4 separate regions of the Mus musculus genome follow, and all the other regions are linked to region 2. A link is a loop called in an ENCODE intact Hi-C map of the cell type or tissue named here. Cell type or tissue: heart. All regions are shown on one strand. Each heading gives the region's core, and the rest is flanking DNA. Links, peaks and the distances in the headings are about the cores only. Region 1 holds the start of Slc16a6 (solute carrier family 16 (monocarboxylic acid transporters), member 6). Region 2 overlaps Arsg (arylsulfatase G). Region 3 overlaps Gm45916 (predicted gene, 45916). Region 4 holds the start of Gm22378 (a small nuclear RNA gene).

The links. A loop is a pair of places that touch in the nucleus more often than their neighbours do. Peaks named below come from ENCODE experiments on the same cell type or tissue, not always from the same donor. Only the 100,000 strongest peaks of a DNase experiment are listed, where the experiment ranks them.
Region 1: a loop joins it to region 2, with 2.0 times the contacts of the local background. A loop is called at or near these places in 3 of 42 quality-filtered maps.
Region 3: a loop joins it to region 2, with 2.9 times the contacts of the local background. A loop is called at or near these places in 7 of 42 quality-filtered maps.
Region 4: it touches region 2 in a loop (2.2-fold over the local background); 5 of 42 quality-filtered maps call a loop at or near these places.

What each region holds. Positions count from the first base shown.
Region 1 is chr11:109,470,140-109,475,664 of GRCm38, forward strand. It overlaps Slc16a6 (solute carrier family 16 (monocarboxylic acid transporters), member 6), which reads right to left and starts at 3,459. Exons shown (of 6, transcript NM_001029842.2): 1 at 3,109-3,459. The coding sequence starts at 3,353. Arsg (arylsulfatase G) reads left to right here and starts at 3,235. Exons shown (of 14, transcript NM_028710.3): 1 at 3,235-3,282. In heart, for the core only: a CTCF peak has its summit at 2,135; DNase peaks (open chromatin) are centred at 2,337, 3,142 and 3,762; H3K4me3 peaks cover 3,921 bases; H3K27ac peaks cover 2,904 bases.
Region 2 is chr11:109,557,906-109,563,430 of GRCm38, forward strand. Arsg (arylsulfatase G) reads left to right here. Exons shown (of 14, transcript NM_028710.3): 12 at 46-166; 13 at 5,277-5,367. Among named protein-coding and RNA genes, the nearest start is that of Gm39442, 18 kb to the right of the region's middle. In heart, for the core only: a CTCF peak has its summit at 2,960; DNase peaks (open chromatin) are centred at 1,556 and 3,036; H3K27ac peaks cover 1,823 bases.
Region 3 is chr11:109,443,002-109,448,526 of GRCm38, forward strand. All of the region lies in intron 1 of Gm45916 (predicted gene, 45916), which reads left to right. Among named protein-coding and RNA genes, the nearest start is that of Gm45916, 5.7 kb to the left of the region's middle. In heart, for the core only: CTCF peaks have their summits at 1,046 (motif pointing right), 1,792 (motif pointing left) and 2,768 (motif pointing right); no DNase peak of the experiment used is centred there; H3K27ac peaks cover 918 bases.
Region 4 is chr11:109,497,772-109,503,296 of GRCm38, forward strand. All of the region lies in intron 4 of Arsg (arylsulfatase G), which reads left to right. It overlaps Gm22378 (a small nuclear RNA gene), which reads right to left and starts at 2,053; the gene lies at 1,943-2,053. In heart, for the core only: no CTCF peak of the experiment used is centred there; a DNase peak (open chromatin) is centred at 2,650; H3K27ac peaks cover 638 bases.

The DNA.
Region 1 (5,525 bases), core at 566-4,565, 88 kb before region 2:
AAAAACAAAACACCAAAAACAAAATACAAAAACAATCAAAGGAAATAAACACTAACAAGCAACAGAAACAAAACTAGTCCTCTTCAAAGTTTACTAAACAAAATAAGAGACTTGGGGGTGCCCCCAAAACAACACACAGCTCATGCCTTTTAAAACGAGGAAGTGTCTGGCTGCAGAATAAGCAGTTTGCTTAGCTCTTCCTCCTGCCATTTAACCAACAGGCCACTGGGCTCTACGAACCGTCACACTGTGCACACTGTGCACAAAGCAACCGAGGCCCAACCTTTCAACTTGACGACTCAAAGGCCTCCACAAATTACAGACTGCGAAAACTACCAGTCCGTTTGGTTTTGTATCTGATGGGAAACACCTTGTGGGGCTTTAAATGGCAGAGCTGGTTAAACAACCTGATTGGTCTCCGGCCACGGCTTCTCTTCTTGATGTTCAGTGTTCCCAACACGTAGATTCTGAATCTAACTAGGTTCTGAGTCCAAAGCTTGTCCCCTAAGAAGAGGCAATCCCAAGGGATGGCCTTTGACCCCGACTGACTCTGAGTTACCACCTACAGATTAGCCCAGTGTGGGTTTATCTTCTGGAAACCCTTTGGGCAGTGGTTCCGGACTAGCAGAAATCTCCTGATGGCTAAATTGCATCTGTGAAGGCGATTTCTAGGTTTTTCCCCATTAGATAGTTCTGTTATTCTGAGTAAGCGCCTGCTGGCTTTTCACCCAAGACCCCCCAATGTCCTTCTGATGGAAAAAAAAAAGGCTGGACAGTTTAGTGTATTTCCTAGTAGCTTTTGGTTACCCTTATGTCTCTGTCAAAAAAGAAAAAGGAGAGAATATAAAACAAAACAAACTGGAGTGAAGTTCTTTGCTTATAGACCTATAGACAGCTACACTCAGGAAGCCAAGACAGGAAGTGGGCTATGTGTTGAAGCAGGCTTCTTTACGCAGTAAGTCTCAAGCCAGTTTGGGCTACAGGATAATAAGCCTGTTTCCCTGAGAGGGTGAAGGAAGCAGGCCTTAAATGGGTGTCCTACAGGACTTGGAGATTTATAATTACCTGGGACATTCACTGTGATTTAATTTGTTGTAAGGATTTGGCAAAAAGACATAAAGATACTGGATTATCATACAGTCTCTGGGGTTAGTCTAGGGTCAGTTCTGGGCGAAGTTCAAAAGACAAGCTTAGAAGGCAATGAGCTGGCGGCTGCTGGTGTCAGCAGAACAGAGGCACTTCGAAGCTCCTTCAAGATGTAGACCGGAGTATACAGCTTCTGACAAGTTGTCTCTAGCCTCAGTTGTCTGGACCAGTCTGCATGTGTGTGTGGGAAGTTCGTTTGAATTCTCTCTATAAAAAACAAAACTTCCCCAACTCTAACCTGCTAAACGGCCTCAGCCACGTTTGAATGAATCACTGGCTACAAGCTATTCACCCGGTTTGCAAGACCATCGAGTTGAAACCCAAGCCCCTAATTTAAGTGTCTTCCTCTGGAGTTCCACTGAGGAAAAGTCCTGTTTCTGGAAACCGCAGAAGGAAAACTCAGGGCCAGTGGTACTCATTAAGACCAGTTTTCCACTTGACTGCATTGTTTATTTACATACTGTCAGTTTCTATCTTTGACGGTGCCGGGTGCCGCTGGTCCCTTAATTACCAGGAAAGGTGTTTCACCACTGTATTCTCCCCAACCCCCGAGCCACCTAACAGTGCTTGGCACACGGGAAGACCTTAGTATAGGAACTGGCACTTTCTTGTAGCTAGACACTCATCAGAATGGTTTGTAAAAAAAACAAAACAAAACAAACAAACAAACAAACAAACAAAAAAAACCAGTCAGATCACCAGAGGCTGAAATCTCAATCCTAAGGTAGAAATCCCCTTCCCGTCAAAAGCAGCCAGCACAGTGCCTAGCTGTACAAACCACCAGCTTCCAGGTTAAGGAGTTGTAATGGGTTCCTCAATTCCTACGATCTTCCCCCCTACCCTGTTGTTCGATGACATTTTTACACGCCATCTAACAAACTTCTATCACTTGTCTGCTGCGGTGCAGGGATTGAGAACAACCCAGAAGGAAATTAACCTATTTCCTCTTTAAAATCATTCTCCCCCCACGCCTGGAGCCGTTCAGCTGCACGACACTTTGCTGCCGCTGGTAGCCCGGCGGACCTTGGAAGTTGTGCGGGACCGACCAGCAGGCAGCAAGCGGGTGACAGTGCAGCCCGGCAAGGTGTGGGACCCACGCTCCGAAGGGAAATCTGTCTCTCTCCGGGACCGCCCTGGGGAGGGGGGTAACAGGGATGGAGACCCGAAGTTCCACTTTTCCCTCGTGCTGCCTCAGTGGCCGCCTTGGGTGCGCGCGCGAGCCCGGGGAAGGAAGGTACCTCTCTGACATTTCGCTCTGCTGACGCGCCGGCAACTTCATGAGGAAAATCCAGAGAGGGTCTGAGACGGTCGCCGGACTCGCCTCACAGCCTGGCTCCTTTCACCCCGGGTTGGGGACGATCAAAGGCCAGGGCACCCTTTAAGGTATTTCCTGGAACCCATCTATACTTAGGGTCATGGACATTCAACTCTCAGTTGCCCACAACTGCCCGAGCGCGTCATCCCAGTGGCTCCGAACACTCCCAACTGTCAGAATATTTTTCGGATTAACCTCTTTAAAATGTTAAAAGCTTTCCTCCTCCCCGCCCTTAAAAAAAAAAAAAAGGCCCCAACACATATTAAAAAACAAACAAACAAACACCCATACCCCACAATCAAACTTTTAAGCGTGTAAAATAATAAAACCAACTCACCAAGTTAGAAGGGAAGAGAATAAACCCCAAAAGGCACCCAATAAGGCGGAGGCTGGGCCTCCGGAGCCTTCTTATAAACCGCTCCGTAACATGAGAAAAAGGTTTAACCCCTTAGGGCGTGGGCCAGAGTCTCTATCAAGTTGGCTCCGGGCGGGGAGCCTGGAGTACCCTGGCCCCCAACCCACGCCAGCCTCGGCCACCCGAGCCACACCCTCCCCCCGCCCCCCAACCCTGTCGCCTCCTCCCGGGCCGTGCGTGCCGCCGCCCGCGCCCCGGCCCCGCTTCTCTCTGCCTATCTCTTATCCTATACCGGCTGCAGCCGGTCTCCGCCGGCCTCGGGGGCGCGCCGCCGACCATGTGCTGGGAGCGCCGAGCGCCTGCAAGGAGGGGGCCGGCCTGGTGCGCGCGCGCGGGCCCACGTGGATCGGGGCCGCGCAAGGCACGCGCCCCGCCTGCCGGCTGCCGGGGCTGGGGGTCACGGAAGGTAACCGCGCTGTCATCGCGGGTCGCCCATCCCCGCCGACGCCTCTGGGGTCCTTGGCCCGACGCCCTCATCCCCTCATCCGCGCGTGCCCGTGTGATCCCGGCCCGATCGGACCCCGGCACTTAGCTGCAGTGCGAGCGGGAGCGCGATCGAGCCCGGGGCGACCGAGTGCGCCCCTGCACCCCCTCTCCGAGCGCAGCTCCCGGGTCCGCCCGCGCCCTGAGGATTTGGGGAGCCAGTGAGGAGGCTGGGGAGGGGGGGTTGGGAGGGCAGGGGAGGCGCGCGTTTGGGCTGGTCCCGCGCGTCCCTGGTCCCGGACTGAACAGGTTCCTTCCAGTTTGGGTGTGAGCGGAGCACGCGCGGGATCCCGAGTTCCTCCTCTAGAGACCACTTCCCCCCCAAATTTCGTCAACTCGCGCGCCCCGCCAGTTCCCCTTCCGGGCATGCGGGGGGAAGTGCCGCAATGGGCCCTAAGGAGCCCGCGGCTGGGTTGCTGCCGGTGCACTGTCGTGTTCCCCCGCCTCCCCTCCCCGTGCTGCCTTGTTTGCAGCCGCAGCAGCCACCAGCCGCCAGCATCCGCGCTGCGCGAAAGAGATGGGAGAAGCCTGGCTGAGTCAGCATCTCCGCTTCTCCGTGCGCGCGCACCCGCCTAGGCGGGAGGCGGCGTGAGCACAGGTGCACGGCAGCCTTAACCCCCCCCCCCCCCAGGAGGCTTCTGGGGGGATCGAGACCCCCAAACCTCCAAGCCCCCTGATCCCAAAGGTCACTATGAACTAAATGGATGCTTCCGGAGAAGCCCGAGTTATTCCTGAGGACAGCGCGTGTCTGAGGATTAGGGACTGTTCAGAGCCAGAGGGGGCGCAAAGTTGGTTTCCTGGACTCCATCTCACACCTCTGGAGAAAAACTGGGTACTGCCTCACAGCAAAAGCCCTGTTCCTCTGCATTCCCCCCCCTTCCCCCCTCAGACTTAGGCAACCCACGTCGGTTGATTGTGGCTCAGAGATTGTCTTTCTGATGTTAGAAACTGCAGAGAACCTACTTTGGGAGTGTGCCTGAAGGGTCGCCACCCACCGGGAGGAGCACCGGTTCAAAATTTTAATAAAAACCTTTCCTTGCTCTGTCATTTCCCCCAGGATTTGGGAATGCAGTCACCCAGTGCTGTCAATAGGCTCTGGTGTGGCTAAGTGAGGAGGCAGGTGTATTGGTGCAGAGTGTGTTACTCTGGTCACTGTAGTCCAGCCAGGCTACCACTGAATAATAACTGGCAAATTTGTGGGAATAATTAAACCTTTACCCCATCCCAGACAGGTGTAGTCCACGCTGGCTTCAAACTTATATTTGACCCCCCCCCCCCCAAATCCTGGTTTGTTTGTTTTTAAAAAACACGATCTCACTAGCCAAGCCAAGACTAACCTAAAACTGAAGATCCTCCTGTCTCGGCCTCCAAAGTGATGGGATCGCAGGGTTCTTTTTTCTTTTTCTTTTGGTTTTTTCAAGACAGCTTTGAAACCAGGCTGGCCTCTGCCTCCCGAGTGCTGGGATTAAAGGCGTGCACCACCACCGCCTGTCGCAGGCTTCTTTTTCTTAACCAAGGTCTGTCTGTAACTGGTCTGCACCGCCTAGCTTCAACCCGTCCACCAGCCTCATCCTGCACTGTAGCTGTGACTACAGGCACAATACGCTCTGCCTGGCTGGAAATGGCACGATTTTAAGACACGTTTTAAAGATGGAGCTCAGCTGATCTTGGGCTTGCAATCTTTCTGACTGTGCCTCCCAAGCACTGAAAACGCTGGCATGTGCCGTGATGCCTACCTCTTGAGTTTTCTCAACCTCTGAGTTTAAAACTTAGATAGTGCCCAAAGTCCTAGACATCAATGAATGAATGACTGGATAAAACCAGGCTGTGGAGGGCAGTAACAGCAGCCAGGTAGAATTAATTATTAATAATGTATTACTTCACGGGGACAGTGGTGGTGCACGCCTTTGATCCCAGCACTTGGAGGCAGAGGCAGGCGGATTTCTGAGTTCAAGGACAGCCTGGTCTACAAAGTGAGTTCCAGGACAGCAAGGGCTACACAGAGAAAGACTGTCTTGAAAAAAAAAAAAGTGTATTATTGCTATTTTATTATAACTCATTGTTTTACATCTGTGTTGGTTCCGATACTGAATTAAGTAGCACCCATGTGATTTGATGTGTTGGTTTTGTTTTGTTTTTCCAGATAGGGTTTCTCTGTGTTCCAGG
Region 2 (5,525 bases), core at 597-4,596:
AGACTTGGAAGAGTTGAGAAAAACTGTACCTTGTTCTTTCTGCAGCTTGCTAGACATCTTCCCCACCGTGATAGCTCTGGCAGGAGCCAGCTTGCCCCCAAACCGGAAATTTGATGGACGGGATGTCTCTGAGGTGCTCTTTGGCAAGTCACAGATGGGGCACAGGGTAAGTGGAGGAAGCTTGTGTCTGGACTGTGTCTCACGACTCACGCCTACTACTTTGATACAAATGACCACCCCCCAGAAGGTGCATGCCAGTGGCTGATGAAGGAAGACCCTGGGCAAAAATCCCAGTGATGAATTTCAGAGACGAACTACATCCAACAATTCAGTCTGTTAGTCCAGATTTGTATTTATATTCATTCAACATTTTGGTTTACTGTAGAGATATGTGAGTATTATCTCTAAGGCTTAATTTTATTCTTCTGTCCACGTTCAGTTTTCTGACATAATTTGGGCACCCAGCATATTTTTGTTGGATAAGATTCCTGTCCAGTTCTAGGCTCTTCTGGAATGTAAACTCTCGGGGGGGGGGGGGGGAAAGGATCCCATTTGCTGGGTTTAGGTTTTAGTTCTCACGTACCTAACAGCATCTGTACTTAGCCAGCACCCAGTGCATGAAAAGTGAATGAATAAATGAATGAAGAATGAATGAATGAATGTCAGTAGGGTCTCCCTCCATATTCCCAACATACTCCCAGCTCTCGGGTGTATGTGTGTGTGTGTGTGTCTCAGGACATACTTTGCATCTTGTTGTTTTGCTGTTGTTTACTTGTTTACTTTCAAAAGATGCTCTTGCAACAGGCTGACCCTGAACTCCTGATAGCCTCGGCCCTTTGAGTGCTAGGATTGCAGATACGTGCCACCATAGCTGTCCGCCTGTTTCTCAATCAGCAGCCCCCCCAGCAATGACTTTGGGCCTCTATCCTTCCAGCATCACCTCAGATGCTGTCCCCTCCTCAGAGTGCTCTGAAGTACCAAATTAGCAGCCAGGAAATGTCAGTCCTCTTGGGTTTTCCCTGTCACTTCCCTGCGTTTTCCTAAGAGGAAGAGGAAGTCAGAGAGAGAAGGAGGAGATCAGAGACTCCCCAACTCCCTAGGAAGGCCCAGTGAGCAACCAGCTCCCCCATTGGAAACCTATGCTTCAGAAGGTCTGTTTAAGTCTTTGAGGGGTCACACGGGAGAAATGTGCTCATGGCTACTGTTGCTGGTAATTACTAAAGCCAGAACCTGGGCCTTGAGTGGACCACTACACTCTTGCACACATTGATGAAGTTCTTAGGGCTTGTCAGACTAGACCACAACAGTCCTCTGAAGGGTTCTTGGGTTCACCCCAGAATGCCTGTCTCTGTAGAACGCTGTGTTGTCCAGGCCTGGTCATTCTGAGAAGCACAAAACAGGAAGACTGTTTCCGCCTTCAGCTGGAAGTCAGTAGCATACGATGCTGGCAGTATTAGCCAAGACTCCTCTGGAGAGGTGCTTCTGGGTGTTTATTGCCATGGCTACTGATAGAGTAATTGGGGTCACCAGGAAGTGATCTTGACGTTGTCAGGCCTCCCGTGGACGATAGCTCCTTCACGGGCTAACTTCCGTTCCCGGACAGAGCCTTGTCTTCCTTTGGCATCCGATTTGCGTAGAGTCACTGGGTTAGGTCCAGGAATTAGGGTGGGAGAAACAGACACAAGTCCTGACACCTTCGGGAAACCTACATTGTATTGGTGACCTAGTTCAAGTGGGAGCCTGTTTACTTACACCCTGTGACCTAGCGAGAGGCAGCCAGCTTGCTGCCTACAGAGAGCTTCCGATGGTATCTTCAAAGGTAATCCCATGTGGGTTTGGTGCCCAGCCTCACACCGGCTTCTTCTAGTGTGCACGTGACACTCCAGATAAGACCGCTTTGGAATTTAAGAATAGGACTTGTTGATGGCCACAGATTTGAGTTTGGTCCTTTCCGGTCAGCCTAAACTGTTGAAATGAAGAGATTGAATTGTCTTGGGTTTATAATAGTTTTAGAGGAAGCCAGGAGATCAAAACAAATGATTTTTGTAAATATGCACACATCCATCCATCTCTCTATACAGTACATATGTATCTCTTTAAAATGTTTATTTTTATGTTCATTGTGTATGCCTGAGTGTATGTGTGTGCTATATGTATACAGTGCCCACAGTCATCAAAGACATATGATCCTCTGAGACTGGAATTACATACAGTTTCGAACCTCAGTATGGGTGCTGGGAACCAAACCCAGGTCCTCTGTAAGAGCAGGCATTGACTGTTCTCAACCATTGAGCCATCTTTTCCACCCATGTACCACCTCTTAATCAATGCAGTTTGTATCCACCCACAGCCGTATTGATGGTTGGCACAAAACACTATGTAAATGCCTCTCAACAGCTGGCTTATCTATATTGCAAGGATAGTCCAGAGATGAAGAGAGAAGCAGCTTAGAACCACATATCTTCATCCATCTCCCAGGGCCATGGGATGAGAAGGCTTAAAAGAAAATCACTAGCTACTAGTTTTCATATCCATGACCTCATTCCCTCTAGGAAGGTTGTGTCTGTGATGTTCCAAGCCCACAGTAGCTGCATGCTTTGCATATTTTAACCCCTTGTATCTGACACCAGTGGGCATATGAATGGGGCAGTGAGAGGAACCATGAAGAGAGAGGGCTAAGAGCCTGAGAGGGGAAGGGTATGTATTCTAGGACCTAGTGATCCACTTTCTATTCTATTCTTGATTCCAAGATGGAAGCCGAAGGTGGTGACAACATGGGTGGGAGAGTCATGTTCTTCATGACCAGGTTCAAATATTGTCAACAAAGGGACAGTTTCCTCATGATGTCTGCATCTGCATAGAACACTCCAACATGGGGCAGCTGTGGGCTAATTCGGCACTCCAGAGGCCAATGCATCAAGGAAACACGAATACCCGTCACTTCTCTTAGGGAGGCCCCTAGTGGTGAAAAATGTCACCGAGAGTGATGTGTGAATGATTGACACCCCTCCCCCTTCCCTGCTTTGAAGGTGTGCAGGCCCCTTCCTGATGGGGTGGAGGAGAACACCTCTGGGAACAATACTACCCAGGGCGACGCTCCAGTGCTTATCAAAACAACGAAAGTGTAGCAAGGCAGACTAGCACATAGGAAAGAGTGGGAGCCAAGAATTCTGTGCGAGTTTGTAGAAGATAAAGTCAGCCAGCTTTGAACTGTGGAGCAGACATCTGGAGAGGAAGTGCCTTCAGCCATGATTGCGTGTCAGCTTACCAGTGTTCTTCCTATGTTGATGTAAACAAGAAAGCTGTCATTAGTCTGCTCAAAGTAGGGTGGCTTATATGAGTGTCTCAGAACCCACCCCCAACTCTAAGCATAGGCCATCCCAGTTTTCCTCCCTAGGTTCTGGAAATTTCTGCTAATGTCACTTGTCCTTTGAATGTGGCAGGCTCTCCTTAGGGAGTTTCTGTTGCTGAGCACCCAAAGGGTACCCATGGTTTGAAGAGCTCAACCTTGACTGTGTTTTCTGGGGGGTCTGAACATATCACAGGTGGGGGATACAGGATGGTCCATGTCCTCCCCATCCCCCCTACCTTTGCCTTTATCAAGGAAAAAAAAAAGGAGTGTCAGGCATGGCTTTCTGGAATGGAAGGAGTGAGGTTTTCAGTAATGACTTCCTTTCTTGTTTAGAGGAAGCTTGCTGGGGGGTGTTTGGAGGGTTGATGGAACGGGCAGCAGCAGGTGTTGGGAAGCCCTGGCCAGGGCGGCATCCTCTCAGGGTACTGAAGCTGGGGGTGGGAGGTGGGGTGGGCAGCTGCTTCCCACTCCAACAGATGTTTCTCATTATTTTTTCCCCCAAGCCCCACGGAATCTTTGAATCATGTAAATGTCTTCCCAGCAATATATATGGACATGATTCATACCAGGGTAGTCTCATGCCTCCATCCCAAACCCACCAACCTACCAAGGATGCTGGCCGTCTATTTCCTACCAACTCTTTCCCTGGGGACCTCTGAATTAGGTATTTCCACTCTGTAGGGAACTTCTTCCATGTCTGACTGAATCAGGAAAGATTTCCTCAGCAGTTCAGTAGGACTGAGTCATAGGTGTCTGCGTTCAGGCTAGGCTTGTATTGGAGCTGTAGCGCAGGGGAAGAGTGTTTGCCTAGCCTGTGTGTGGGCCCGAGTTCGATTCCCTGTACTGCAATAAAAGGTTCAGAGGTGAAGTTGTGCTTAGTGCTGGAGAAATCTTACGTTTCTTATGGCAGGCATTCTTGCTGGAGAGAGAGAGAGAGAGAGAGAGAGAGAGAGAGAGAGAGAGAGTCTCTGGAGGCAGTAGAAGCTAGATTTTACAGAGATCTTCAGGTGGGCTTCATTGCAAGCCCCAGGATATATGGAAGCCATCTTTGTTGGCAGTTTGCTTTCTGCCCCTGAGGGGCAGGTGCACATAGGACTCCTGGGTGCATGACATGGGCAGCCACAAGACACTCAGCTGAGAGAAGGGCCTGAGAGTTGTTTAAAGCACTTCTGTGGCCGGGTTGGAATTTTAAATTTGTCAAATTAAAAAAGCGCTGACACACAACCTCCCCTGCAGGTTCCAGAGTGGTCATTGGGCCCACAGTCTGATTGACTTAGCCAGTGAGGTCTTGCAGACACACAGAGTTGTAGCTCAATCCTCCTTCTTCAGTACTGTTTCACAGTGGCTCCCAGGAGAAGGCCAACATCAGCTACAGGCCTGTGCTTGTCGGGGAGTATCCAGGAGTATGGAGAAGGGATGTTAGGGATGAAGTAGACCATGACACCTAGCATAATTTTCTTTCATGTGTATGTAGGTATGGATGTAGTACATGTATGGGGAGGTGTATGTATGTATGTATGTAGTACATGTATGGGGAGGTGTATGTATGTATGTATGTTGTATGTAGTACATGTATGGGGAGGTGTATGTATGTAGTGCATGTCCCACATCTGCATGTAGAGGTCAGTGCCAACTCCGTTCTGACCTTCCGCTTTGCCGAGGTGCGATCTCCATTGCCGTGCTGTGTACGCAGTTGGCCCTAACTGAGCTTCTAACAGATTCTTGCTTGCTCTGCCTCCTATCTTGCAGTAGGAATTCTGAGATTATAGCCACGCACCATCGAAGATGTTTTCTATGTGCGTCCCTGGAATCCAGCAAGCTCAGGTCGCCAGGCTTGTGCATCAGATGCGGTCCCCCCCCTCCCCCCGCAGCGCCCAGTGGGGTTTTCTGATACACAGGCCGTGCTCTCTGCTCTCTTTCTCAGGTGCTATTCCACCCCAACAGTGGGGCTGCTGGAGAGTATGGCGCCCTGCAGACTGTCCGCCTAAACCATTACAAAGCTTTCTACATCACTGGTAAGTGGAGTCTCTCACTCTCGTGGGCACGCCTCGGAATTCCCTGAGTGGGTGTGGCTATCTTCTTTGAGGGCCTCACATCCTTCACCTGTGACTTTGCCACCCAACCTTAAACTTGGCTGGAGGGTCAGCAAAGGCATTCTGGACCCTCCAACACA
Region 3 (5,525 bases), core at 955-4,954, 110 kb before region 2:
CTGGGAATTGAACTCAGGACCTCTGGAAGAGCAGTCACTGCCCCTAACCACTGAACCATCTCTCCAGCTCCCATAACAAATATATATTAATGAACCATCACACACATGAAGTGAATTATGTGCTGTGGATATCTCTCAGTGGTAAGAGTACACGTCTAACATTTGTGAAACCCTTGGGTTTCATCCCCGGCACTATAAAAATGAGAGAGAGAGAGAGAGAGAGAGAGAGAGAGAGAGAGAGAGAGAGAGAGAGAGAGAGAGAGGCCAAGATGTTATTTGTTCCTATGCAGTTCTGGAGACTGAGCACAGGCCTCTTTCTACCACAGAGCCACATACCTATCCAGCCCAGATGTGCATTGTAAAACAGCCAGTAGAAAGGGCTCAGAAGGCTGTCAACACAAAGACATGAAATGTATGCGATGATAGCTATGCCAACTATAATTTGACCTCACTACCCAGTGTATGTGTGTACTGAAATGTCACCCTGAGCTGCAGAACTATGTACAGTTTCCGTGTATTAGTGAATATCTGTTGGGCTCCAGGCATGCGTCTATACACCCGAAACTCCAGGACTTATGAAGCTATAGCAGAAGAATTGTAAATTTAAGCATAGGTGGGACTCTTATCTAGAAAGCTCTGGGCCATTTTGGGCTTCATGGCTGTGGGGCCAAGGTGGGTGGAGGTGCACACACAGATAGGAAACAGACTGAGTTAAAACTAAATCTGCATGGGTAAGATATTAATCTTACAGCCGTCCATTTGCAGACCTACATGGCATTCATTTTTTTTTTTTCCATCTTCTGTCTTTGGGCTCTGCTCATTGATCAAGGCTTGTCCCTTTCAGCCAACAGACCATACAGTATGCCCACGATGGGCACTTGGAACCCCATCTTCCGGTCTTGGAATAACAGTGGTTTCTGTGCACAGTGTGTTCAGCCTCCAGGGGCTCACCAAGCACTTTATGCTAGCACCGGATTCTCAAGCTATCATTGTAAATAGATACCACTTTATTTACTTATGAATGCTCTATCTGCACATATGCCTGCAGGCCAGAAGAGGGCATCGGATCCCATTATAGATGGTTGTGAGCCACCATTAGGTTGCTGAGGATTGAACTCAGGACCTCTGGAAGAGCAAGCAGTGCTCTTAACTGCTGAGCCATCTCTCCAGACCCTAGATACCATTTTTAAAAACTCATATAACAAAGGGGTTTGTCAATCAGTGAAAGATAATAAACCTCACTCATTCACATGGTTTAGTCTCTTAATAATGTTTTAATACCAGGGGCTATGTGCTAGGTCTTGTCAAACCCTTCAGGATATAGCAGAGACAAAAAAAGAAAAGTCTTCCCTAGTGTTTTTTTAGAGGAAGAGAGAGAAAGTAGAGGAAGAAACCAATGCTCTTATGGTATAGTCAGAGTAAAAGAATAGAAGCAAATTGGGGGTTGAGCCAGGGTCTCACGTGGTCCAGGAAACCTCGAACTTGCTGTAGTCAAGGATGGCCTTAACTCTTCGCCCTACACGAATGTACCATCACGTCTGGTTTTATGCAACACTGGGGATTGAACTCTGGGCTTCCTGCATGCTAGGTGAGCCTCATACCAACTGAGCCATGCCCCCCAGTCCCAAATATCCTTTTTAACAGGACAGTTAGGAATGCCTCCTTAGGGCTGAAATTTGGAATCAAGCAAATTAAAAGGATATAGCATATTCATACTGAAGGGAGAGATGGCTCAGTGGACACATGGCGGCTCCCAACCCTCTGTAACTCCAGGAACAGAGAGTCCGATACCCTCTTCTGGCCTCTTCGGGCACTGCATGTATGTGGTGCACGGGCGTACGTGCAGTTTAAACACCCCAGGAAACAAGGAGTGGGGATGGGGGAATTGATCAGTGGTCGGCATAGTTGTACCAGAGGAGAAAGTAATAGCACCATGTGGCTTATCTAGGGTTCATCCTTGAAGAGTTGTGGTTAGTGTGTGCTCTGAAAGGATCACTATGGCTGCTGTGTGGGAATTTTAGGAGGTGTCAGGGTGTTGCTGGAAGATCATTGTTATAATGCAGTTGAGATGACCTTAGCTTGGCTCAGAGAGAGAAGCAGGGATGGCAATTCAGTCGGATCCTGGATATATTTAGAAAGAAGAGCCAGGTGTCAGGGCAACAAGCCTGTAATCCCGGGGCTTAGGAGGCAGAGGCGAGGGGATTAGTTCAAGGTCATCCTTGCCTCGTAGCAAGTTTGAGGCTACCCTGAGCTACGTGGACCTTGTCTCAATAACACCTCCCAGAGAAATAAAACCACAAGCAAACAGACAGACAGACAGACAGACAGACAGTAGTCCTGATGGGATTTGCAGACAGCATAGGTTGGCGTAGTTTAGAAGAGGGGTCAGAGTGAGCTCACTGTGCTGTGGGTACTACACAGCAGGAGTTCATTCACAAAGACAGGACTAACAGTCAGGGGAGAGGAGGGACTTCATCTTTGATCCTAAGGAAAAAAGTTGCTAGGGTCCTTAACCTGTTTGTCTTCCTGAGTGGCAGGAAAGGTGAATATATGTGACACACACGCATGGCCCGGGTTGTGTTCGCTCTCAATACTCGTTGGCGATACGTTCTGGGGCGCCAGACTTGCTGTCTAAATTCCCCTGGAAGGGATCCAAGTGCACTGACGTCATTTGAATCTGGCTTTTAATGCATAGGGTTTTTGTTTGTTTTGTTTTTTGTTTTTGCATGAAAACTCAAACTGTTAGCCTTGTGTGGTTAGAATCATTATAAAAATGAACACCAGGGGGACCTAGTGTGCCTTGGTGGCTGGCCCACCTATTGGATATGGCAGACCTGTGTTAGAGACACATCTGTAGAGGACAGCCGCCCAATCCTCTGTGTTCTGTGTATCTCGAGGAGTGGCGCAGCCTGTAATGTGTTAGAATTGCCTTCGTATGAGCTGGGTTTGATGACTGTTTAAAGCTTCAAAGCAGTGGCTTCTAATCACGGGATGGCTTATCAATGAACTCCAGAATGTGGGAGCTTTTAAAAGTAAGAATCATGCCGGACATGGTAGTACTGGTCTGTAACCCTGGCACTTGAGAGATGGAGGCAGGAGGATCCGAAGTTCAAGGCTGTCCTTGGCTGGATAGTGAGTTCAAGGCCATCCCAGACAAGTCAGAGGGAGGGAGAGAGGGAGGGAGGGAGGGAGGAAGAGAGAAACTGAATTCTGATGATTTTGATTTTTAGTTTATTTTGGACAGAATACAGAATCTATGTGTAATATATACCTGGAAGCGACTTGAATTTAGCCGATTGAAACTCAGACTTGCGATGTATTTTCCATTTGATCCCCAGATATAATAATGTCCTGAAGCTATGTACTGCTGGGAGTGAAAACGATAACTCTGTGTGCTGGGACCACGGCTCACTTGGTAGAGTACCTGCCTAGCATACACCAGGCCTTGGGTTTAATCCCCAACACTCCCTAAAACTGGGCACAGTAACTATGTCTATAACCCCAGCACTGATGTGGCAGCTGGAGAATCAAAAGGTTAAGGTTATCCCCTGCTATATAGGCAGTCGAAGACTAGCCTGGGCTATATAAGACCCTGCTTCAAAAAAAAAAAAGAGATAAATTGCTAAAGGGTTTGGAAACATAGTATAAACACACACATTTGTCTCAAAAGGGCACATAACCTTAGCAACTAGACAGAGGCACACATCCTACCTTTGTACAGAAAGGACATGGTCTAAATACAAGGACAGAAAGTAATGAGCTGAAGAGAGTCATCATGGAAAAAAAAATCAGTTAATTAATGCATTGGCAACTGCCTGATCTTGCCTGACTTTCACACCTATGATCTGAAAATTACTTTGGTGAGGGTCTGGAGAGATTGCTCAGTGGTTAAGAGCACTGGCTGCCCTACCAGAGGACCCAGGTTCCATTCTGAGCACCAACATAGATGCTCACAGTGTCTGCAACAACAGTTCCAGGGCATCTGACAAGGTCTTCTGGCTTCTGCAGACACTGTACGCAAGCCACACACAGACAGACACTCAGGCACAACACTCGTATGCATAAAATACAATGGAAATGTATTCTTTTAATGCGTGTAGGTATTTTGCCTGCATGTATGCCCGTGCACTGCATCTCTGCCTGCTGCCCTCAGAGGACGGAAGAGGACATTGGATGCCTTGGGACTGGAGTTACCGTTTGTTGTGAGGTGCTGTGTTGGTGGTGGGACTCGAACCTGGGTCCTCTGGAAGAGCAGCCAGTGCTTTTATTTGCTGAGCCATCTCTCTTGTACCAAAATAATACACGTTTAGAAAAGGGACTTTGATGATCCATTGTGCATTTGTGGGGGTGCACATGTGTAAAGGTGGGCTCTCCCGTGCTTGGGTGTGTGGATGTCAGAGGTCAGGATCGGGTACCTTGATTTATTTCCCGCCTTATTCTTTTGAGGCAGGGTCTCTCACTGAGCCAGGGGTTTGCTCTTTCAGCTCGACCAGCGGGCAGCTGAGCCGCACTCCCCCACCCAAGGACTGAGGTCACAGTGGGCTTCTGTGGTTAAACTCAAGCCGTGCTGCAAATGCTTCACTCTTCGCTGTCTTTTTAGCCCCTATCGTGACTCCTGAATTTTTTATTTTAGTTTGATTGATTATGCTTTCTTTTTGAAGACTGACTTGGAACTTGTGACAGTCTTGCCTCAGCCTCCCATGTGCTGGCGTTACGGGCGTGAGCCACCACCAGGAACAGCAACACCTTTCTGTCTGTCAGAGCTTAGTGTTCAGGGCTGGGGTGCTCAGAGCCATTGCAATGTTGGAGACACATGGAGCAGGGATAAGAGACTATGGTGGGCAGGCAGCTGAATTCATTTTTACTCTTGTAGGTGACAGGACCCAAAGTGCTCCCCAGGGACCTCACTGCCTGGTGCTACCTCCACTTTGTAATTCACTGTGTAGAGCAGGGTGTCCTTGAACTCATGATCTTCTTGAATTTGTCTCCTGGGTTCTGGAATTATAAGTGCATGCTACCAAGTCTGGCACCAAATTTTGCTTGTTTCCTTCCTTCCTTCCTTCCTTCCTTCCTTCCTTCCTTCCTTCCCTCCCTCCTTCCTTCCTTCCTTCCTTGTTTTCTTCCTTGTTTTCTTCCTTGTTTCCTTCCCTCCCTCCATCCCCCCTCTCCCTTCCTTTCTCTCTCTCTCTCTTTCTTTCTCTCTCTCTCTCTCTCCCTCCCTCCCTCCCTTCCTTCCTTCCTTCCTTCCTAGGATTACTTAGTATTAAGTTACGTGTATTTGTGTGTATGTGTGTGTTTGTGGATGCTTGCTGGTGTCCAAGGAGTCCAGAAGACAGCGTCAGATCTCCCAGAGCTGCAGTTACTTGCAGTTGTGAGCTGCCCAACTTGGGCGCTGGGAATTGAACTTGGGTACTCGGCAAGAGTGTTATCAAGCCATCTCTCCAGACCCTCCAAATCTTATTTTAATAGATTGTGGGCTACAAATGCCATACCATTCCCCATCCCCACCCCCAGTTAAATATTTC
Region 4 (5,525 bases), core at 520-4,519, 60 kb before region 2:
GTCTTAAAGCTGTGCGTTTTAGGGAAGTGGAGAGATGGGTACTGGCCAGGCTTTCCTAGGCGTTTGTGTTTTCTCTTCTGAAGATTTTTTTTTCATGTGCCAGATGTTGTTGGAGGAGCCTCACTGCACCAAGGTGGTGCCTCTGGGGCCAGAGTTGCCATCAGATATCCCTTCTGTCTAGAACCCACAGTCTGTAAAGGAGCTCAAAGCTACATCTTGCTGGGGATACATGTGTGCTCTGGTGCTCTACAAGAAGGTGACATTAATATGTCCACAGAGACGTCTCGCTCGGGACAGAAGTTACGGATGAGCAAGCTGGAATAACAATTAATCAAGATATTTCCTTCCCCGGCCCACTTTATTACCTCTGGCTGATATAATAAACACATACAGGGTGTGGCTTAGGCAATCATTTCTCTCTGTGATGGAGCCTGAAAACGCACATGACTTCTTTGGAGGAGTGCTTCCTGGTGCACACACTGGAAGAGTGCCGTGTGTGTGTTTTCTGTTCTCCCGCACTGCAGCAGAGCTGTCCACCTTCTCAGTGAGCCACCAGGTTCCCGTCCTCCATTACTGACACTACAGTTCAAGTCTCCATAGCTGTACTGTGGCCCAACCCAGCTCAGCCAGCGCACGAACAAAAAATACAGGCTCGGCTCAAGGACTTCGCCTGGGGAGAGGGGCTGTTTCAGCTTGCCCATTCTCTCTCAAGTGCCTCCATGAGACAGGAAATGTGGCTTTTCCTCTCCCGAGGCTACATCCTTCTGTGTTGAGAAGCACGGGAGAAAGGAGTTATTTCCCGTTCTGATTCAGAAAGTGCCAGAATTAGCTTTGTTGTGTTGTATTCTATAACAAGGTATCATTCTCTAGTCTAAGCTCACCTGGAACTTACCATGTAGCCCAGGCTGGCCTTGAATTTACAGCATTCCTCTTGCTTCAGTGCCCCAACAGTGTTAACCACCACATTTGGCCTCTGGGTTGGATTCTGAATAATCCTGTTTGGGTCCTGGGCTCAACAAGGTCAGCGGAGGTCATGCTGCTCGATTGGTTCAGGGAAGGTCCTGAGGCCACAGTGTGTCTACGAGTGTGTGCCTCTGTGTGTGTGTGTGCATGTGTGTGTGTGGCGGGGGGTAGACACCAGCAGATCCAGGAGTCACATGGAGGGTAGGAGATTCTTAGGGCCTTGGTACAGATGTTGACAAAGGAGTGCACACTCCAGCTCCTAGAGTCACAGGCTCCTAGAGTCAAAGCCAAGGCTAGCCCTCCAGGGTTCAAGGCTAGCCTTCGGGGGTTGAAGCAAAGACTGTGAGAACGATAGGTTTGTGTGGGTACCTGGGACTCTGAAAGGGCAAGGCAAGGGACGAGCTGAGTTATTCTTCCAATCTTCCTTCCTGTTAAGATGTATACTTCAGCTTTTCAAGTTTTCATAGTGTATGTATTGTATGCTGAACATATTTCCCCTCGTAGCCCCGTTTTGCTTCCCTGGGCCTGTTTGTCCCCTTAAACTAACTCTTTCTTTCTTTAATATCTGATATAATAACCGAGAAAACAAACAAACATAATGCTTGTCTTTCTGTGATTGGCTGAATTTGCTTAGTGTGGTTATTTCTAGGTGTGTCCGTTTTCCTGCAAACAACACTTTATTCTTCTTTCTGACTGAAGAAAAAAGTTACATTGTGAATGTATGTGTGTATATATGTATGTATATATGTGTGTGTGTATATATATATGTGTGTGTATACATATATATGTGTGTGTGTATATATATATGTGTATATATATATGTGTGTGTGTATATATGTGTGTGTATATATATATATATATATGTGTGTGTATACATATATATGTGTGTGTGTGTGTGTGTGTGTGTGTGTTGTGTCATCCTTGTCTGTGCCAGTCTTGTTGGATACCTAGGTCAAATCTACAACTGGGTTATTGTGAAAACTGTTTAGCATGCTTCACAAATTTGCATGTCATCCTTGCAGCAGCAGGAGGCCATGCTAATCTTCCCTGTATTGCTTGACTTTAGTATGTGTGCTGCTGAAATGAGCATTCTCCTGTGGTCCAGGCTTGCCTTGAACTCACTGTGCTGTAGCCAAGGATGTCCTTAAATCTCTCACCCTCCTCCTGCCTTCACCCCACATGCGGCAGGCATGCTCCATCACACCCAGTCTGCATGCTTTGTGTGGTGCTGGATGTCAGACTCAGGGCTTCGTGCACATCAGGCAAGTGCTCTGCCCCTGAGCTCTGTCCCCAGCCCATTTTGTCTTTTTAAGACAAGGTCTCACTGGGTGGCATGCCTTTAGTCTCAGCACTTGGGAGGCAGAGACAGGCATATCTCTTGAGTCTGAGGACAGGTGGTCTACAGAGCAAGTTTCCAGGACAGCCCCCTCACCCCCAGCTGAAGACAAGGTCTCATTGTTGCATTGTTGGGTCTTGAACTTCCATTCTCCATAGTCTTCCAAGCAGTGTAGACCGCAGGCCTGTGCCACTCACCCTGGTAGCTGCTTGTCCCTTTAATGCTTTTGAGTAGCCGGAAACCCTAGAAATTGGCCATCCTGCAGGCTGGATGATCAAGGTGTTTTGAGCATGCTCCTTCAAAAGTGTTGGCAGGATTCCTCAGTTTCTTCCGGCTTCTGCTGGCTTCAGGCCACCTGGACTGATGGTGACCTCACAGGAATCTGTCTCCCTTTTCATGTGACATCCTCCCTCTGTACGTGTCTGGCTCTTTGCACACTGTCTTCTCTCTTGCCTCTCTTTGAACACGGACATCAGTTAAACTAGGCAAGGACCCACTCTACTCCAGGATGATTCTGCAGAAACTAGAGACACACACAGAGGTCCATTTGGGGATGCTGGGGTTTGAACTTCAGGAGATCTTTTTACAGTGGTGTGGATAGGGCTGCATACGTGCGTCTGCAAACGGACAGAGTTCAACCTCAGGTGTGAGTATTCAGGAGCTGTCCATTTTATTTTATTGATTGAAAAAATTATTTATTAAGCCAGCTGTGATAGGGGTTGTGGGTGTAGGTGTGTGCCTTTAATCCCAGCATGCAGAAGGCAGAGGCAGGAGGATCTCTGTGATGTTTGAGGTGCCTGGTCTACAGAGTGAGTTCTGGGACAGCAAGGGCTATACAGAGAAACCCTGTCTCAAAAAAAAAAAAAAAAAAAAAACAAAAAACAAAAAACAAAAAACAAATACCCGGGAAGTGGTGGCACACGCCTTTAATCCCAGCACTTGGGAGGCAGAGGCAGGTGGATTTCTGAGTTTGAGGCCAGCCTGGTCTACAGAGTGAGTTCCAGGACAGCCAGAGCTATACAGAGAAACCCTGTCTCAAAAACAAAACAAAACAAAACAACAACAACAAACAAAGAAATAGAATAAAATAAAATAAAAATAAAAACGCTCTCATGCCTGTGTCAGAGGACAATCTGTGTGAGTTATTTATGTCGTGTACATCTCAGCTCATAGTCAGGTTGCTAAGTGTGGCAGGCTTTAGCTGCTCAGCCCTCTTGCTGGCCCCAAATTAATTAATTAGTTAATTAATTTCTTACTTAAAAGATGACATTTATTTTACTATTTATTATTGGCTAGTCTTCCCCTAACCAGAATGTCCCAATTTACGTATTTATTTATTTTGTGCCAGGGTCTTTCATGAGGAGCTGGGGTTCTCTTTGACTAAACTTGGCTGGACTGGCTGGCCATACCCAGAGGTCCTCCTGTTTTTTCCCCTGCAGGGCTGGGATGGCTTTTTATGTGGGTTCTGGGGACCAGACTCAGGCCTCATACTTTCATGGCAGGATCGGCACTGACTGAGCTGTCCCCCCAGCCCCCAGTCTGTCTTTGCTGAGGGACATAACTAACTTGTGTCAGTCAGCAAGGGCTCAGGATTCTGAAACGGTAGGTTGAGGCAGAGCGCAGTGGGCTCTGATGAATGAGCAGAAGTTAGACACTGAAGAGGTGGGGACCAGAGGTAGGATGTCTGGTCAGCATGCTGAAATGGAGCAGAGCGTGGAGTTCAGGAGTGCTGCCCTGTGGATTCTCGATGTCAGCACTGAGAGGAAGAGTCAAGAAGTCACGTACAAGGCTGGAGAGAGAGAGAGCTTAAAGGCACTTACTGAGAAAGTTGATTACTGAAGTTTAATCTCTGGAACTCACGAAAAAGTGGAAAGAAAAATAAAAAGTGTGCACTCGGTGGCACACACCTTTATTCCCAGTGCTTGGGTGACAGAGGCAGAGGCAGAGGCAGAGGCAGGGGCATCTCTGAGTTCAAGGCCAGCCTGGTCTACATCGTGAGTCAAGGAGGAGGAGGAAGAGGAAGAAGGAGGAGGAAGGAGGGGGAAGGAGAATGGAGGAGAAGGGAAAAAGAAAGAGAGAGGAGGGGAAGGAGGAGAGAGGAAGGGGAAGGAGGAAGAAGAAGGGGGAAGGAAGAGGAAGGAGGGAGAAGGAAGGAAGGAGAGGGAGGAGGGGGGAGGAAGAGGAGGAGGAGGAGAAGAAAATGGTAACCAACTCCACAAATTGTCCTCTGACCACCCCACCCCCCTCCAGCACCAACACGAGTTTTTAAAGTGATGCAATAGGTCAGGAGTGGTGGGTGGTGTAGTCCACACCTTTAATCCCAGCACTTGAGAGGCAGAGGCAGGCATCTCTCTGAGTCTGAGGGCAGTCTCATCTACATTGTGAGTTCTAGGCCAGCCAGAGCTACACAGAGAGACCATCTCCAAGCAAAGGATCTGTATACTTGAAGCTCAGGCCTCAGTTTCTAGTTGGTTGACTGAAGTAGGTGGACTTGGGGGTTTGAGATGAGGGCAGCATGGCTTCTCTGTGCCCAGCTTGTGGCAGAAACACAAGTCCTGGTGCAGGCTCACCAGCAGCTAAGTCACAGTTGTTCCTGGAATGTCACTTGCTCATATGTGAGGAGATCCCTACGGGTATCTAACTGCTCAGAGATAAGAATGAAAACCTGGTGCAGAGTGAGTCAGACTTCAGGGAGTCTAACAACAAGCTGCAAATTCCCAGAGTAATTTGGAAAAAAAGTTGTCTGGTGTGACACAATTCCTGTTGCACAAGGAAGGGTAGTTACACTGAAACTCAGTTTCTTCCAAGAAGATGGATTCTAGAGCTATGCTACCTTTACTAGCTTAGGTGCCTTAGAGTCTAGTCTGTTCTCAGTTATACAGATAGCTTAGAGGTCGTTCAGACCATTAGCCACCTCTGATCCTGGTTGTGGGAGATTTATAAGGCCTGGCCTGACAGATAACACAGATTACCTGGCTATTAGCCGCTTCTGGCTCTCAGCTGTCTGGATGGAAGAACGGGTTTTTCATCTTTTCCATAGGAAAGACAATCCTATGCGCTTCACATACTTGATTTCCCTGGAGATCTTGGGGTACAAGGACCTCCATGCTATGCTGCCAGCATTCATTCCTGCCCTGTTCACTTCTGCATCCTCTCCCTTACCCCGTTCTGGAATGATCTCTGTCTCCATGTTTGACCAAGGCTGTCGACCGACGACAACATGAGG